2 separate regions of the Homo sapiens genome follow, and region 1 is linked to region 2. Evidence: chromatin loops called from intact Hi-C (ENCODE). Cell type or tissue: MCF 10A. All regions are shown on one strand.

What was found. A loop is a pair of places that touch in the nucleus more often than their neighbours do. Peaks named below come from ENCODE experiments on the same cell type or tissue, not always from the same donor. Only the 100,000 strongest peaks of a DNase experiment are listed, where the experiment ranks them.
Region 1: it touches region 2 in a loop (2.4-fold over the local background); 2 of 110 quality-filtered maps call a loop at or near these places.

The regions. Positions count from the first base shown.
Region 1 is chr2:168,514,402-168,522,401 of GRCh38, reverse strand. The region is part of intron 1 of CERS6 (ceramide synthase 6); the gene reads right to left. Among named protein-coding and RNA genes, the nearest start is that of CERS6, 62 kb to the right of the region's middle. In MCF 10A, no CTCF peak of the experiment used is centred here; DNase peaks (open chromatin) are centred at 3,411, 3,741 and 6,691.
Region 2 is chr2:168,579,950-168,587,949 of GRCh38, reverse strand. All of the region lies in intron 3 of CERS6 (ceramide synthase 6), which reads right to left. MIR4774 (microRNA 4774) reads right to left here and starts at 5,007; the gene lies at 4,932-5,007. In MCF 10A, no CTCF peak of the experiment used is centred here; DNase peaks (open chromatin) are centred at 2,069 and 4,009.

The DNA of each region.
Region 1 (8,000 bases), 66 kb after region 2:
ATTTTTAATGTTCAGCATTAAGTGAGCCCTGCTTTAAAAGGTAGTTTATAAATTACAAAATAGCCAATAGTTTATCCTAAATGAAGTAACTGGGCTATATCAGAAACCACATAAAAACCTGCAGTTCTTCAGTTCTCTACCTGCATCCACCCAGTTCTCTACCACCTGTGCCTACTACACAGATCCCCAAATCTGTGTAAATTATAATTTCCATAGGTTTGTGACTCATTTTGAGTATTCAAGACCAATGCTATAAAACTATATCCAGACCTATATAGTCGGTAAAATTTTCCAGGAATCAAAACCAAACAAAGTCACAAAAATATATCATTTGCGCAATAAATTTTCCCACTGTGTTCTCAAATCAATCACTACCCAGGCACACGAACCTTAAAGATAATACATCTACAAAAATAGGCTTTCAATGATGGAGGTGGAAAGGCAATAAAAACCTCTACATGCCTCTATTTTACTTTTGAAAAACTGCTTCTAACAAATTATAAACTTATATTTCCATTCAAAGACAATTATGCTCAGTGAAGCCCCTTAGGGCCTGAAGGTTTCTAAAGGCTATTCCATTTCTAATTTAGATCTTTCCACTGTTCCTGTCAGAAATGAAGGCTCTCTCTTGGCTCGCAGACCTTGGAAATCTTTGCAGGGGAAGCTCCCAAGCTACTGGCAGAATTATTTTCAACTTCTGGCCTTGCTAATGTCACTTATTAGTTTAACATGACAACTTCTCATCTTTCACCTCTGACTCAGTGAGAAGAACCCAAGACGTCTGTCTGGAAGTGCCTCATTTCAAATGCACCCTAGAAGCTGCATTAGGAACTCACTGAAATGCCTGGCGCAGCTGTGTTACTATCACCATCTCCTGCTCTGCCCCCTCCCTCCCCTCCTCCTCTTCTTCCACCTGGAACTTGGCCAGTTTTTCAAAGCCAGGGACACACCCTTTATCTCATGGAATCTTCATGACAAATCTATCAACTCATGACAAATCTATCAAGCTTACAGGGTAGGCGTTATCTCTCTGTTAGAGAAGAGAAAAATGCAGTCAAATTTGAAAAGTCAAATCAATAGGAACAAAAAAAGGGCTCTGGTTTCCCCACTGTCCCACACTGAGCATTAAACTGTAACGTTTCACTTACAGAACATAACTCTATCAGGCTTTATTAGGCTGGTCCTGACCCCAGCTTTGGAAACCATCTGGGATCTCTTCTGTTACTTTCCAGTATTATCACTGTACGGCGTTGTCAGTCTCAAATTCTATCAGCTCAGATTTATTCTCTGAAGGTAGAATCATTAAACCAATTCTACCAAACTTGACTTAGTAATCTATCAAAAACAGAAACGTATATGTCTATAAGAAATAGAATACAGCATTTTCATGCTTTCATAAACAAAAGCAAACAAATAATATTAATGTTGCAGGGAGGAGAAGAGTATAGAAGTCTTTCCAAAATTTATTTACAGTATTTAATTCAAAGTATACCAATTGAGCGTGGTGGCTCACGTCTGTAATCCCAGCACTTTGGGAGGCTGAGGCGGCAGATCACTTGAGGTCAGGAGTTCGAGACCAGCCTGGCCAACATGGTGAAACCCCTTCTCTATTAATAATACAAAAATAAGCTGGGTGTGTTGGTGCGTGCCTATAATCCCAGCTACTAAGGAGGCTGAGGCACAAGAATCGCTTGAACCCAGGAGGCGGAGGTTGCGGTGAGCTAAGGGTGCACCACTGCACTCCAGCCTAGGCAACAGAGTGAAACTGCTTCTCAAAAAAAAAAAAAAAAAAAAAAAAAAAAAGGATATTGTAAATGTTAAAGAGTTAAATGTAAGAATTTAAACTATAAAGATCCTAGAAGAAAACCTAGGAAAAAGTCTTCTAAGACATTGGTCCAGGCAAATAATTTATGACTAAGTCTTCAAAAGCAAACGCAACAAAAATAAAAATTGACAAGTGGGATCTAATTAAACTAAAGAGCTTCTGCACAGCAAAAGAAACTATCAATAGAGTAAACAGACAACCTATAGAATGGGAGAAACTATTTGCAAACTATGCACGCAACAAAGGAGTAATATCCAGAATCTATAAGGAACTTAAACGAATCAACGAGAAAATAAAACAACCCTATTAAAAAGTGGGCAAAGGACATAAACAGACACTTCTCAAAAGACATACAAATGAGCAACAACAAACATATGAAAAATGTTCAACATCACTAATCATCAGAGAAATGCAAGTCAAAAACCACAGTGAGATAAGATCTCACACCAGACACAATGGCTATTATTAAAAAATCAAAAACTAACAGATGTTGGTGAGGTTGCAGAGCAAATGGAATGCTTATACACTATAGCTGGGGATGCAAATTAGTTTAGTCCATGTGAAAAGTGCCTGTGGAAAATTTCTCAAAGAACTAAAAATAGAATTATCATTTGACCCAGCAATCCTATAACTGGGTAAATACCCAAAAGAAAATAAATCATCTACCAAAAAGACACCTGCACTTGTATGTTCATCACAGCACTAGTCAAATAGCAAAGACAAATCAACCCAGATGCCCATCAACAGTGGATTAGAAAAAGAAAATATGGTATTAAAAGTAATGGCAAAATCCACAATTACTTTTGCACCAACCTAATACATATACACCATGGAATACTACACAGCCATAAAAAAAGAATGAAATCATGTCCTTTGCAGCAACGTTGATGTAGCTGGAGGGCATTATCCTAAGTGAACTGTCATGGAAACAGAAAACCAAATACTGCATGTTCTCAGAAAAGCAAATACTGCAAGTGAGAGCTAAACATTGGGTACGCACAAACACAAAGACGGGAACCATAAACACTGGGGGTTCCAAAAGGGGAAGGTGGGGAGGAGGGCAAGGGCTGAAAAATGACTTATCCAGTACTATGTTCATTACTTGGGTGACAGATCATTAGAAACCCAAACCTCAGCATCACACAATAGACCCATGCAACAAAACTGTACATGTATCCCTTGAATCTAAGATTTTAAAAAAATTTTTAAAAGAAAATTATATCATAAATGTCTATTGCTTTTTTATTTAAGACCACATCCCTTTAAAAAGGAATCTCCTACTCCCCAATATATTTTTCTATATATGGCAGAGTATTGCCAAGAACCAATATAATTTATGATATATGGTCAGGAAAACAATTTGAAAAATGCTACCAAGGCCAGCATTCTAAGGAATATCAACCAGCACCAAAACATTAACCCATATTTATGATGTACATAAAATTACTGTTCAATTAGTTAAAAATCCTTATTGCACACCTACAGCAGTGATCCTCAACACTGCTCCACAACACAATCTCCTGGAGGATTTTGAAACATATTATGACTCAACTCAAGTGGGACCGGGGCACTGACTTTGTCAGGAGCTCCCCGGGCAATTCCAGTGTGCAGCCAGGTTGGGAACTGCTGACTGTGCAAAATGCTAAGGAGGTGGGTGGGAGGAGGGCCACGGGGAACAAAGACACTTGGGAGAGATGCATAAAGGAGGAAGAGAATACCAACGGTCAGCCTCAGAGATGCACCCATCTGTTAACAGAGAAAGGCAACTTAGAAAGACATCAGCTCTGCAGGGAGAGAAACAGATCCATTTTCAATGTGTCAGTATTAGTGACAGCTGGAACTGTGGTGGCTGCAAAAAGACTAAGTGATCAGAGGCCCTACAGACACAGCTGTAGGAACACTAGGCAGAGAGGTATTGGTTGAAACCAAGGGATCACGTCAGAGAGCTTGGAGAGCTCTGTGTGAGTACCCAGAACTGAGCCTGGGAGACGCCAGTCATATAAGGGCAGGAAAAATTAGGGAGTGGGAGGAAGGAGAGGCAGGAGGCAGGAAGAGAAGAAGACAAACATATACATAGAGATTTCTAGCAAAGTATGGAGTAAGTCATTTAAGCATTAGCTATGAAATATTCAGAAATCCCATAGATTTCAAGAATCATTTCTTACACATAGGCAAAGCTATTTTCCTATGCTTGGGTGAAGTGCTTTAATGACTATCTTCCTATATAAGTAGTTCAAATACAATTTCAGAAGACACTGAGCCTATGCTACTGTTAAGAGAGGAATAAAAAAGTATTCCCCCACCTTCTAGGAATTTATAGAATTGCAAGTCCAAACAACCAAAAAACAGTTTATAATCAAATGTTAGGTTGTGTAGTAGAGCCAGCTCGATTTTACAGCACAGAGGAAGAAAAATACAACTTACTTTCAGATTTGGGCCCTAAACTAGATTCCCAATGAAAAATAAGTGAAAGATAACAACGTAAACAACAATGACTAAATTATGACACGTCCTTTAATGTCCTTTAAAACGGTTATGTATTTTCAAATCAACAACAGTCACTCACTGCAAAATTAGTCATGAGAAAAATCTCTGCTCTATCGCCATCATACACTATTGTGCCATTTCAATGATTAAGGGCACGCATCTTAATTTTTTCTCTAGTCTAAAAGGAATGTGCCATCTGTATATATCCGCCAAATAAAATATGAAAGGAATACTTTCCCCTCCAAAATTTTAGAGGTTGTCTTCCAACAAATAATCAAAAAGGGAGTAACCTCTTACACTCTCAGACCCCTGCAGTTTATTTTTATGGTTTTTTAAAATTAATTCCAGTTCCAAGAAAAAATTTTGCAGGATTTTTAAGTTAAAAAAGATAAGATGCCTGTGTCTCTTTTTTTCCATGGAAGTTGAGGCTACTTTTGCCCCACTAGCCAAAACCAAGAGGCATTAAAGGCTTCAATAGCCCTTTTAAAACAGTAGAGACAGCTTTAGTTCCACAACCACACCATCCACTTGTTTTTACTTTTTTTTTAATGTTTATTTTATTTTATTATTTATTTATTTATTTATTTATTTATTTTTTGAGGCAGTGTCTTGCTGTATCGCCCAGGCTGGAGTGCAGTGGCATGATCTCGGCTCACTGTGACCTCCGCTTCCTGGGTTCAAGCAATTCTCCTGCCTCAGCCTCCCAAATAGCTGGGATTACAGGCACGCCCCACAATGCCCAGCTAATTTTTGTATTTTTAGTAGAGGTGGGGTTTCTCCATGTTGTCCAGGCTGATGTCGAACTCCTGACTTCAGGTGATCCACCCAACTCTGCCTCCCAAAGTTTTGGGATTACAGGCATGAGCCACTGTGCCCGGCCTCTGCTTGTTTTTATAATCATCCTCCTGATCCCAACAGTACATCCTCCTAAGAGTAACCTTCCCTGAGAAAATAAACTGTTTCAACAAGAGACCCAGTTCTGGTCCATTTGGGCTCCTATAAGACTCTTCCAAATCAGGTGTTCCTCTTTTCTACAAATCATAAGATTTCCAGAGTCCAAACAACACCCATTAAACATTTGGCTCATTATCCTAACATTAATGAGGGGAGGAGAAAGCCTCAATGTATACTTTTTCTTGTCCATTTTAGGACAAAGCCCTATATTTGGACAGACTTGTGATCAAGAGTGCAAAACTAAAAGATGCCAGAATTCAACTGAATATAAAAAGAGACTTCCACAAGAATTGTTCAGAAACTAAATGGGCTGCTGTGACACAAAGAGGCAACATGTAGAAAGCATAAGAAAAGGTAGAGGCTTCACACATGGGCGGGTTTGGTTTTCAGTCCCAGCTCTTTCCAGGCCTAAGGTCACATATCAAATAACAACTCTTAGCTTACTTTATTTCTAATATGGGAATATTTACCGTAACAGCTCTGGGCTAGCCGCTCCGCCAAGAAACTTACACCTAGCAATTCATTTAATCCCCAAAATAACTGTAAAAGGCAGGTACTGACTACAACATTTCTCATTTTATCAATGAAGGCACTGTGGCACAGGGAGATTGAACAACTTGATTTCAAAGTCGTATGGCAAAGAAATATGGCACTGAGATTCATTTAGTCTTGCTCTAGAATCTGCTCCCTTAATCGCTATACACTCAAAAAATTGCAGCCACTATTGTAATTTATTATTACTGACATCAAATAACAATATTATTATTTATTATATGATATTACATAGTATATAAAATTGTTATTAAGCTGCCTGATTCTGGACATGTTCCAGCAGAAGTTGGAAACTCCCCTAAGTGATCTATAGGGTTCTGTTCTACTCTATGACTTGATTCCATGGTGGGTGAGTCTGGTTCTCTGAACTGCAGAGGAAGATGTTATGACATCTTAGCCCTGTGTTCTTCCCACAAGCTAGGCCCACCAATCCCATTTCCACGTGGCAAACCTCTAATCAAGGAAAATGTAAGTGGTTTTGAATATTCTGGAAACTACCTGCAAGAAGGAGACTAAAGTATTGAAAATGGAAGCCTTGGCCCATTGTTCCAAATTTCAAGATGGAGCTTAAGCTGTCAATACAAACATTTGCTGAATTCTGACATTCCACCTCCATTTGGAGAATGTCCAACAGAAAGGGTCTGAGTTCTTTCTTTTCCATTCTTTTATACTGCAAGGGACAGTCATCTCCATGAGCTGGTGCTTCTCAAAAAAGTCACCAGAGATAGGATCCCAGAAAGCTACAGAGTAGTGTCAGCTACAGTACAGACAATTTCTCCAACAAAATTGCCTCGTTACAGATTCTCTTCTTGGCACAACAAGTACTTTCAAAAATAGTAGCCCAATTTCACAAGCAAGTTGGAACCCACTGATCCTGACTTCTAAAATACCGCATTCCTTCTGTTGCTAGTAATGCTCAAAATATGCCTCTTAAAATTACTTGTCAAAGTCTCCTTTTAACAGGGCCAATTACTTTTCTCCTGAGACAAAAGCCTGAGAACCAGAAGCCTAGGAAAATGAATGGATCATGATCTTGCTGGCATGTTTAGCAATGAACTTAAAGTGGTCCCCACTTTCCACATCAATTCCCCTCCCCACTTGGTGATGAGAATTCAAATGTTCTCAAAGATTCTGGGCCAGGACCATCTTTAAAGTTTAAAGAATTTTCCTTTTTTTTTTTCCCACAGTGACTACATAGTTAAATTACCAAAATTACACTTAAGGAAAAGGTCAAAAGTTACTTTCTTAATTTACATGCCGGGCTTGGACATAGGGGATTAATTTGAGCAATCCAGTTATGTTTTTGTGTGTTAACATGTAACTGGCAAAAAATACATAATTGTTCATTCTTAATGATTAAATTGTGGAATATGTTCTCTTGCAATTCTTAAAATATAGACAACTGAACTATTCAGTAAAATAATTACATGAGTCCATGTTCATGGCAGTAACAATTTTAAAGGTTAAGGAGAAAGTCTAAAATACTAAAATCTCATTTTATTCCTATTATCTAGCTTCCAATATCAAAAACCAATTACAAAGAAATTATTTTCTCATTACACACATATGCATGTGTGGATACATACATTACTGGAACCCACTCATCATGGTGGAAGTTGCTCAGAACTAAGACCCAGGTGAGCTCTGATCTGTTTCAGATGGTGCTGCAAAGTCAGTCTTGTTATGCTGGCCGAGTGAACTATATGATTCAACTTCTTCAACTGTGAAAATAAGGTACTGGATGATCTCACAGGTCCCTTCTAATTCTATAGCCATTCTTGAAAGTTCTCTATCTTCACCAAAGAAATTAATTTCTACTGGAAATGGACTCATTTTCACTTTCTACTGCTCATTGCTCCTCTTTATCTGAGCAGTTGTTTTCTAAAGAAAAAACACCCCAAAGAAGTATGTCTAACCCAAGGGAGGCAGGTTCTTCTCTCTCGTCTATAACATCTGATTTAGTGGTTTGGAGGAGCACATTTGGCAAGCAATGAACTCTTGCTAATAAGTAAACCTTCCCCAAAGCCACTTGAATTTGCAATCATGTCCCATATTCTAAGGCTTAAAAAGGAAACCTTATGTAGTGTGTGGTGGGGAAGGTGGGGTCCCCCAGGACTGACAGCATGTATCTCACCTGTGCCTTTTTCTTGGCCCTATCCTGAATTACTTGTAATCAATAAAT
Region 2 (8,000 bases):
TGTCTGTAAAATATAATGAAATAATAAAGCACCTAGAGCAGTACTTGCCCAGAGCAGGAGCGCAATAAATTTTGGCAAGAATAATAATGTTATACTACTATATCATTATGATGTTCTACTTGTTAAAATGCAATTTAAGAAAATCATACATTAAAATGAAAAGCCCTCAACTTCTTTAAAAACTTACTATATTATATATTAATCATATTATATATTAATATGTTAATTGTATTACATATTAATCACACCAACTTTGCCTGTATACCACATGCCTTCACTGAAGCATTTTTTTTCTCAAACTACTCCTTCCAGAAAGGCAAAGACGGTTTTTCACAGCCAGGAGCTGACACTTAGCAACTACCTCTGGCCAAAGGAAACAGAGAAGAAAAAGCACTTAACACAATCATCACTTGACATTGAGGCAGAGGCCAAGAAAACCTTCATTACACAAAGGCCCTTGGCAAGGAGCAGCACTGCTCTGCGCTTATTTTCAACTCCATCTCTGGCTCCTGAATTGGTGTAACCAACACATCATCAAAATAATCATGTCATACCACTTGGTATGCTACCCTGTTCAGTAACTACCACAGGATATGATCTCCTCAGGTCAGCCCTGGTCATTTGTAACACAATTTCATGAAATCCACAGAGGGGCAAATCTCAAAGTGTAATATGCATCTGAGAATGAAGAAACCAGACATAATGATTCCATTTCAATAAACTTTTATTTTGTTTTACTTTATATTTTATTTTATTTTATATTTATTTATTTTTGAGACAGTCTTGCTCTATCGCTCAGCCCAGCTGCACTGGCACAATCTTGGCTCATTGTAATCTCTGCCTCCCAGGTTCAAGGGACTCTCATGCCTCAGCTCCCCTACCCACCGCATAGCTGGGACTACAGGCGCACACCAACATGCCCAGCTAATTTTTGTATTTTTAGTAGAGACAGGGTTTCACCATGTTGGCCAGGCTGGTCTCAAACTCCTGACCTCAGGTAATCCGCCCACCTCAGCATCCCAAAGTGTTGGAATTACCAGCGTGAGCCACCATGCCTGACCTCAATAAACATTTATTAAGGACCCCTAGTATATATCAAGGAATGTGCCAAGAAATTTAACACTTTATATTATTTAAATCTCACAATGGCCCTCTGAAATATGTAACATTCTTCTCACTTTTTATGACAGGAAATTTGCTTAAAAAATTAAGGGATTTCCTCAGGGACATGTGCTTATCAGGGGTACAGACAGAATTCAAGCCTGAATTTCAGAACCATAAAGCCAATGACAACGTGTGAAACTTATGGACAATAAAATGAAAAAATGGACCCCAAACAATCATTTTATCTATGTGTCTAGTGTTGGGTAACTCCACAGTTAAAATATTTCCAATAAACACAGTCTTTGCTATATTTGAAGATCGGACAGCCTTCTGAAACTTCCCTCAAGGTACATAAGGAGGAAAAACAATAAAATGCACACCTCTTATATATACTTGGGCAAAATCTAATTTGCAATTATCTTCATTTCCACTGAAAATAACATGGCTTCCACCAAAAAAAAAATGAGGCATATTTTATACAAATGCTTTCAAAGGGTGTTTTATAATGGGCAAAGGAAAGAAACGTTGTTTTAGTACTGATTTTCTTTAATTGTAAATCAAAGTGTCATCTTCGACTATCTAAAAGACAGCACTACACATGGTAAGCTTCCTTTTTCCTTTTTTTTTTTTTTAAAGGTATCTTACCAGCCCCGGCAATATCACAAAACTCCATCTCTAAAAAAAAAATACAAAAATTAGCCAGGTGTGGTGGTGCAAGCCTGTAGTCCCAGCTAACTGGGAGGCTGAGATGGGAGGATCACTTGAGCCTGGGAGGTCAAGGCTGCAGTGAGCCGTGATTATGCCACTGTACTCCAGCTGGGGTGACAGAGTAAGACCCTGTCTCAAAAAACTAAAGTATCTTAACCTGCCATTAGCAAGGATGGCACTCAAGATAACGTATATTGCAGAATCTAAATGCCCTAGTTGTGCAACATTTCCCTCCCTAGTTGTGCAACATTTGAACTTAAAGAAATCAGGTTGAAATGATGCCCGGAAGGGGAAAGATGTCACACAGGGAGACGTGGCCCAAGATTTGTGAAGGACCAGCCCACCTATTTTTCTGATGGACTTCTACTCTGTCTTTATGAGCTTCTGGTTCTTCCTTCTGGCATATCCATGATCCACATTCTTCCCATTTATTTCAAACACTTTTCTTTTTTCCTCAAACCCTAGGGTCAGAATGTAATCATAACAATTAGAAAACTTCAGTGGTGCTAGGTAACATCTATGGAGCATCTGCCACACCACAGGCATGGTGAAAAGACCTTTCCCTATATGACCTGCCTTCCACCTATGTTGTACATGAAGAAAGGGAGTCTTACTGAGGCAGAATTGGCTTGGCCAACATCACACATCTGGTAAGCAGAAGGCTTTAGTTCAGATCTGTCTGACTTCGTAGCCTGAGCATTTAATCATTAGACCATACTTTTCAGGGAAGAGACAGGGATAGCAGAAGAACGTAGAACATGAGCTCCTTGGGGAATGACACCATGCCTTGTCCATCACTGTCTCCTGCACCTATTGCCCAGCATATGATATGTGCTTGATGAATACTGTTAGATGAATGAGTGAAGGAAGGAGGGTGACCAAGAATCTGGTCTTAAACTCATTCTATCTGGGCCCAGGCAGGTGCTGTTCATTCAGCAGCCTGTAAGCATGAATCTCCACTTCTATCAATGGCTGGGCCCCAGAGAATCAGTGAGTTGTGTGTTTCCTGACATGGGTCAAGGAACACAAACCATTTGCATGCTCAGTACCACTTCAACTGGAAGAATCAACCACCTGTTATAGCTCAGCAAATATGGAGTTGGCATTTCTTTTTGTTAAATCCTTAAGACAGGAGATGAAATCCTGCTAACTCTTTCTGCCATCTCTTTCAATGAGAGCTCAAAAATTGACAATGAGTGCAGCCATAAATCCAGAGATAATATTCACTTACATATTTTCTACTTCCTCCAACCATTTCACAGGAAACTAATCCAAGCCTTGCTCTTAACTACTTTGTGTCATAAAACAAAAAACAAACAAAAAACCCCACAATTTCTTGCAGCCATTTTTGTTTGTTGATGTCTAGAGTTAAAAAAGGAATTTGCCCCAAATTCTCCATATCAAGTTGCCAATGAGTACCTCTCAATTTCAGTGAAAGGATGCCTTGAAGTATGTGAATAGATTTTAATTCAAATAGTGTTATCAAACTCCAAGTAATTGGTGCCCCACTATTATCTGTTTTGACAGAGTCGTTGGGATAAACTGATGTTAGGGAAAAGGTCTACAGTGAAACAGGGAAATTGTGTAAAAATAAATTAGGGAATGTGTGGCCAAATTTAGTCTCAGTGAGACCCACAGAAGCTGTGTGTATGTGCACATACAGTTTGGTCATGGCTTACTAATCATGACAGCATTATGTCTGTCTTTCTCTCTCTCACACATATTACACAAACAGATTCCACTGTGAAGTTTTTCTATGTAGATAGATATTACTGAAAAACCAACAGCAAAAGGTTTGTTAATTTCCACAGAGGGGTATCACGCAAACAGCAAAAACATGGGAATTGAGAAACCTAAAAAACATTTTTCTTTTAAAGATACAGTTTCACTGCAGCTCACTGGCAGTATTCATTATGTCTGTGACTCAGCTATAAAAAAGGAATGAGCAATACCTGCATCTTTGGAGAAAGTTAATCTTAAAAGCAGCTTTGATTACTTAGGAAATTACTTAGGAAGCATAGGCATTAGGGCCAGTCACACACAGATCCTGACTCTCACTACCTATCGTGGGTAAACTGCTTAACCTTTTGAAAATTAGGGTAAAATCATCTACCCAATGAGAGTGTTGGAAGGATTAAATAAGATGACTAAGGAAGCGATCTTGGTACATTCTAAGTATTCAGTACATGTCAGTACATGTCAGATGCTGTCATGATGGCAAAAGGCCAGGTCATGATGGCAAAAGGCCATTACAATAATCGCCAAACAGAGAATATTCACAAGGCCTCGAAAAGCAGCCAGCACAGAGTCAGCATTCATTTTATTGAATGATAGAATGAATTCCATATCCATGGATGACAAATAATGATACATCAGAGCAGGAAGGCAAATAAAATTACAGGAATAAATGGACCCTGTAGCCTTTCAACTAACTACAAACTCCAGACAACCTAGTCCTCTAAAGGTCCTGCTTCATGCTCATTATCTTCTTCTCATAGTTCAAACAACCCTGACAATATTAAGGGATGGCATTTTAAAATTATTCTCTAAAAGCCTAATGACTGGTTTGGTCTAAGACCCAGGGAGGCCACCCAAGAGGCCTGAGCTCATAGCATGTGGTTAAACTGCAATCTACTCCTCAAATTCGAAAGAGAAAGCAAATGAAAAAGAAGCAAGGAAAGCTAAAAAGATTCTGTAGTTGGCTGAAAAATGATCTATAGTTAGGCTTTGCCCCTATCCAAATCAGAGTGGGGCTGTTTCTTGAATGTCAGAACTGAAGTGTCTTCTTCTCTCACACTTTTCTTAGCTCATTTCCCAATCACTTTCTTGGTGGAGTCTCTCTTTGCCAAAAGGACATGCCCGTCAATCAACACACACTACTTATTTGTACCTGTCTCGACGCCCTCCCCATCACTATCTATTCCTACACCACACTGTCATTAGTGCATATTTCTAAGGTTCAAAATTTTACAAGATTCTTGTCCTATAAGAGCGATTTTCTGCTTAACACTACCAAATTGATCAGTCTGTGCTGTGTATATCAACCATTCCCTCAAGCCAGCCAAATTTGATTAAATGTACATTTGTCTATGCATTATTTTGTAACTGCAAGCCTTGCCTATGTTGTTTTCTGGCACATGTTAGGCAATTGTCTGTTTGTCAGTTATTACCTACTACATACCAGACAACAATATAGGCTAATCTATAGCTTTCATGTCTTTCAAAGGCCATGCCCATCAAGGCCCCTCTATACCATAACTGTACACTGTGGGTGCTTGGGAAGGATGGCTATTTCACTGGCTCACTATGAAATCACCAGCTATTTCACTAGCTCACTGTGAATCCAGGCACCTAAAGCTGTTGTATGTATGCAATTTCAGTAAACTGCAGCAGTCAAATTTGGGAATTGCACTGGACACAAGGTCAAACTGACCTTGTTTAACTTCACATCAATATTAAAATAATGCATCACGTAAAATAAAGGTGTATGAAAATTCTAGTTTTCAAAATCCTGACTGACCACATTTGAAACCTTATGTTTGCATAGCACGCGTTTTTTTTTCAGTACTAGATGATAGTTATTAAATGATTTAAGGTCTTATTAATACTTCCTTTCCCAGACACAGCAGGCTAGGCTAGTCAGACAAACCCCTTGCTCTCTATTTAAAACAACTAAACTTCTCAACTTAAAAAATATCCTTAAAAGCATCAGAGGTGACAAGATAGTAAGAAGCTCTCAGGATAAAAATCTAAGGGAAACTAGGAACCCAGAGACCTAAGTAGAACACCACAGCTCCTTCTGGCCCAAAGGCATCTCCACCATGAGTTAATCTGGGTTTCTGTTTTGGCAGCCCCTGGAGGAAAGGGGGAAGAATCTAGGCCCAGTGCCTACCTAATGTGGAGGATATTATAGAAGACACTGCGCATATTAAGCTGGGACCCCAAGATATAACATCCATAGGATGAGTGTGTGCCATACATAAACCCTACCTCTACCCCCAATTCTGGGAAACTTCAGGGATGGTTGCCTTGACACTAAGCAGAAGAAGAGAAAAAGGGAAAGGAAAATAACACCATGAGAAGTTGTGGTAAGAGACCCACAACTGTGATCATGACCAAGGTGGTTACGGTCATGGGGAGTTAGCCCAGGTGGGCCTGGGAGTCATGGTAAGTCATGTGCTTGGTCTGGGGTGATCCTGGGCTGGGGTATCGTCCATGCCGGACAGGAGCATAAGCATAAACTCTCTGAGAGAATCATCATCTTCCTAGGCCTCAAGATTCTCCCTCCTTAATATTTCCTAAGAACAAAGAGTAGTACACAATTAAGCACACAAGGAAAAACAGGTTCCATGAATCAGAATCAGAAACACACCCGCAAATACTGGAACTGTCAAATACAGATTGTAAAACAACTATGCTTCCCCTATGTAAAAAAATAAAAGACCACATAAAAAGTATCTGCAAAGAACAGGAAACTATGAAAACTGAACAAGCAGGTTTTTAAAAGATGAAACAGAACTTTTATAAATAAAAATATATATTAACCAAACTAAAAACTAGAAGGAGAAGATAATAAACAGAAATAGTTAAAAGGGAATTAGTGATTTGAAAGATATGTCAGATGACATCTAACATATGGCCAGAGAAACAGAAACAATGAACAACATGGAAGGGAAGTTAGAACTCATGAGGGTAGTGAGAGGATCTAAAATACATTTAACTGTAATTACAGAAAACGAAAATAGTGAGAGTAGAGAAGCAGCAATATTTAAAGAAGTAATGACTGAGAATTTTCCAGAACTGATAAAGATAGCAATTGGGCCAGGCATGGTGGCTCACGCCTGTAATCCCAGCACTTTGGGAGGCCAAAGCAGGTGGATCACTACAGGTCAGCAGTTCAAGACCAGCATGACCAACATGGTGAAACACTGTCTCTACTAAAAATATAAAAGTTAGCCAGGTGTAGTGGCACTCACCTGTAATCCCAGCTACTTGGGAAGCTGAGGCAGGAGAATTGCTTGAGCCTGGGAGGCAGAGGTTGCAGTGAGCCAAGATTGCACCACTGCACTCCAGCCTGGGTGACAGAGTAAGACTCCATCTCAAAAAAAAAAAAAAGATAGCAATCCATAGATTCATAGATTTAAGAAGGCCCAGAGAATCTCGAGAGGAATACATATATTTTTAATTGCAATACAGAAAGACAAAGACTAAGGGGAAAATCTTGAAGCCTACAGGGATAAAAAGGGCATTATCTTCAAAGGAATGACAGAGTGACTATGGCTTCTCTGTGGCAAGCATGTAAGCAAGAAGACAGTGCGATGATATAATCATTATACTGAAAGGAAATAACTGCTAGACTAGAATTCTATACTCAGAGAAAAAATCTTCAAGAATGAGGAAGAAATAAACTCATTTTCAGACAACAAAAACCAAGAGATTTCATCTCTAGCAGGCCTCAAGGATCTTCAGACAAAAATTAAAGTGATTCCAAATGGAAGGTCTGGGTACAAAAATGAATTAAAAACAAAAAAAGTGGTAAATATGTGTGCAAATCTTTAAAAAATTGTCTCTGTTGTTTAAGGTTAATAATGTCTCTAAGATTAAAAATACAGAATAAAAGGCATGACAAAAGTAACTTAAGTCAGAAGAGGGAACATGGAAATAAAATACTCTAAACACCTTGGATTTTCTAGGAGGGTAAAAGAGGGGTCAACATTGGATTTTGATAACTTAGGTATACCCGTTGTAATTTCTAGGATAACCACCAAAATAACTAAAAATTGAGTCTATAATTTCAAAACTAAAAGGGAAAATGGAATCAAGTCAAGAAAAGGGAGAGAAAGAACATAAAATAGGCAAAAATAGAAAGCACAAAACAAGATGAAGATGTAAAAGCATGTAAAAATGATTATATTAAGCACATATGAAATAAGATCTGGTGGAAAAAAAACAAATGTGTCCGGACTGAATAAAACAAAATCCCACCATATGTTATCTATAAGAAACACATCTAAGCACATTCTACTTGTATTAGGTTTTTAAATAGGCAAAACTAAATTATAGTGTTTGGGAATACTTGTTAAATGGCAAGGATGTGAGTCAAACTAAGACAATGATTAGCGCAGAAGTTGGCATAGAGTATATTTCTTGGGCGGAAAAGTGGCGTTGTGATTATCAAGGGGACTATG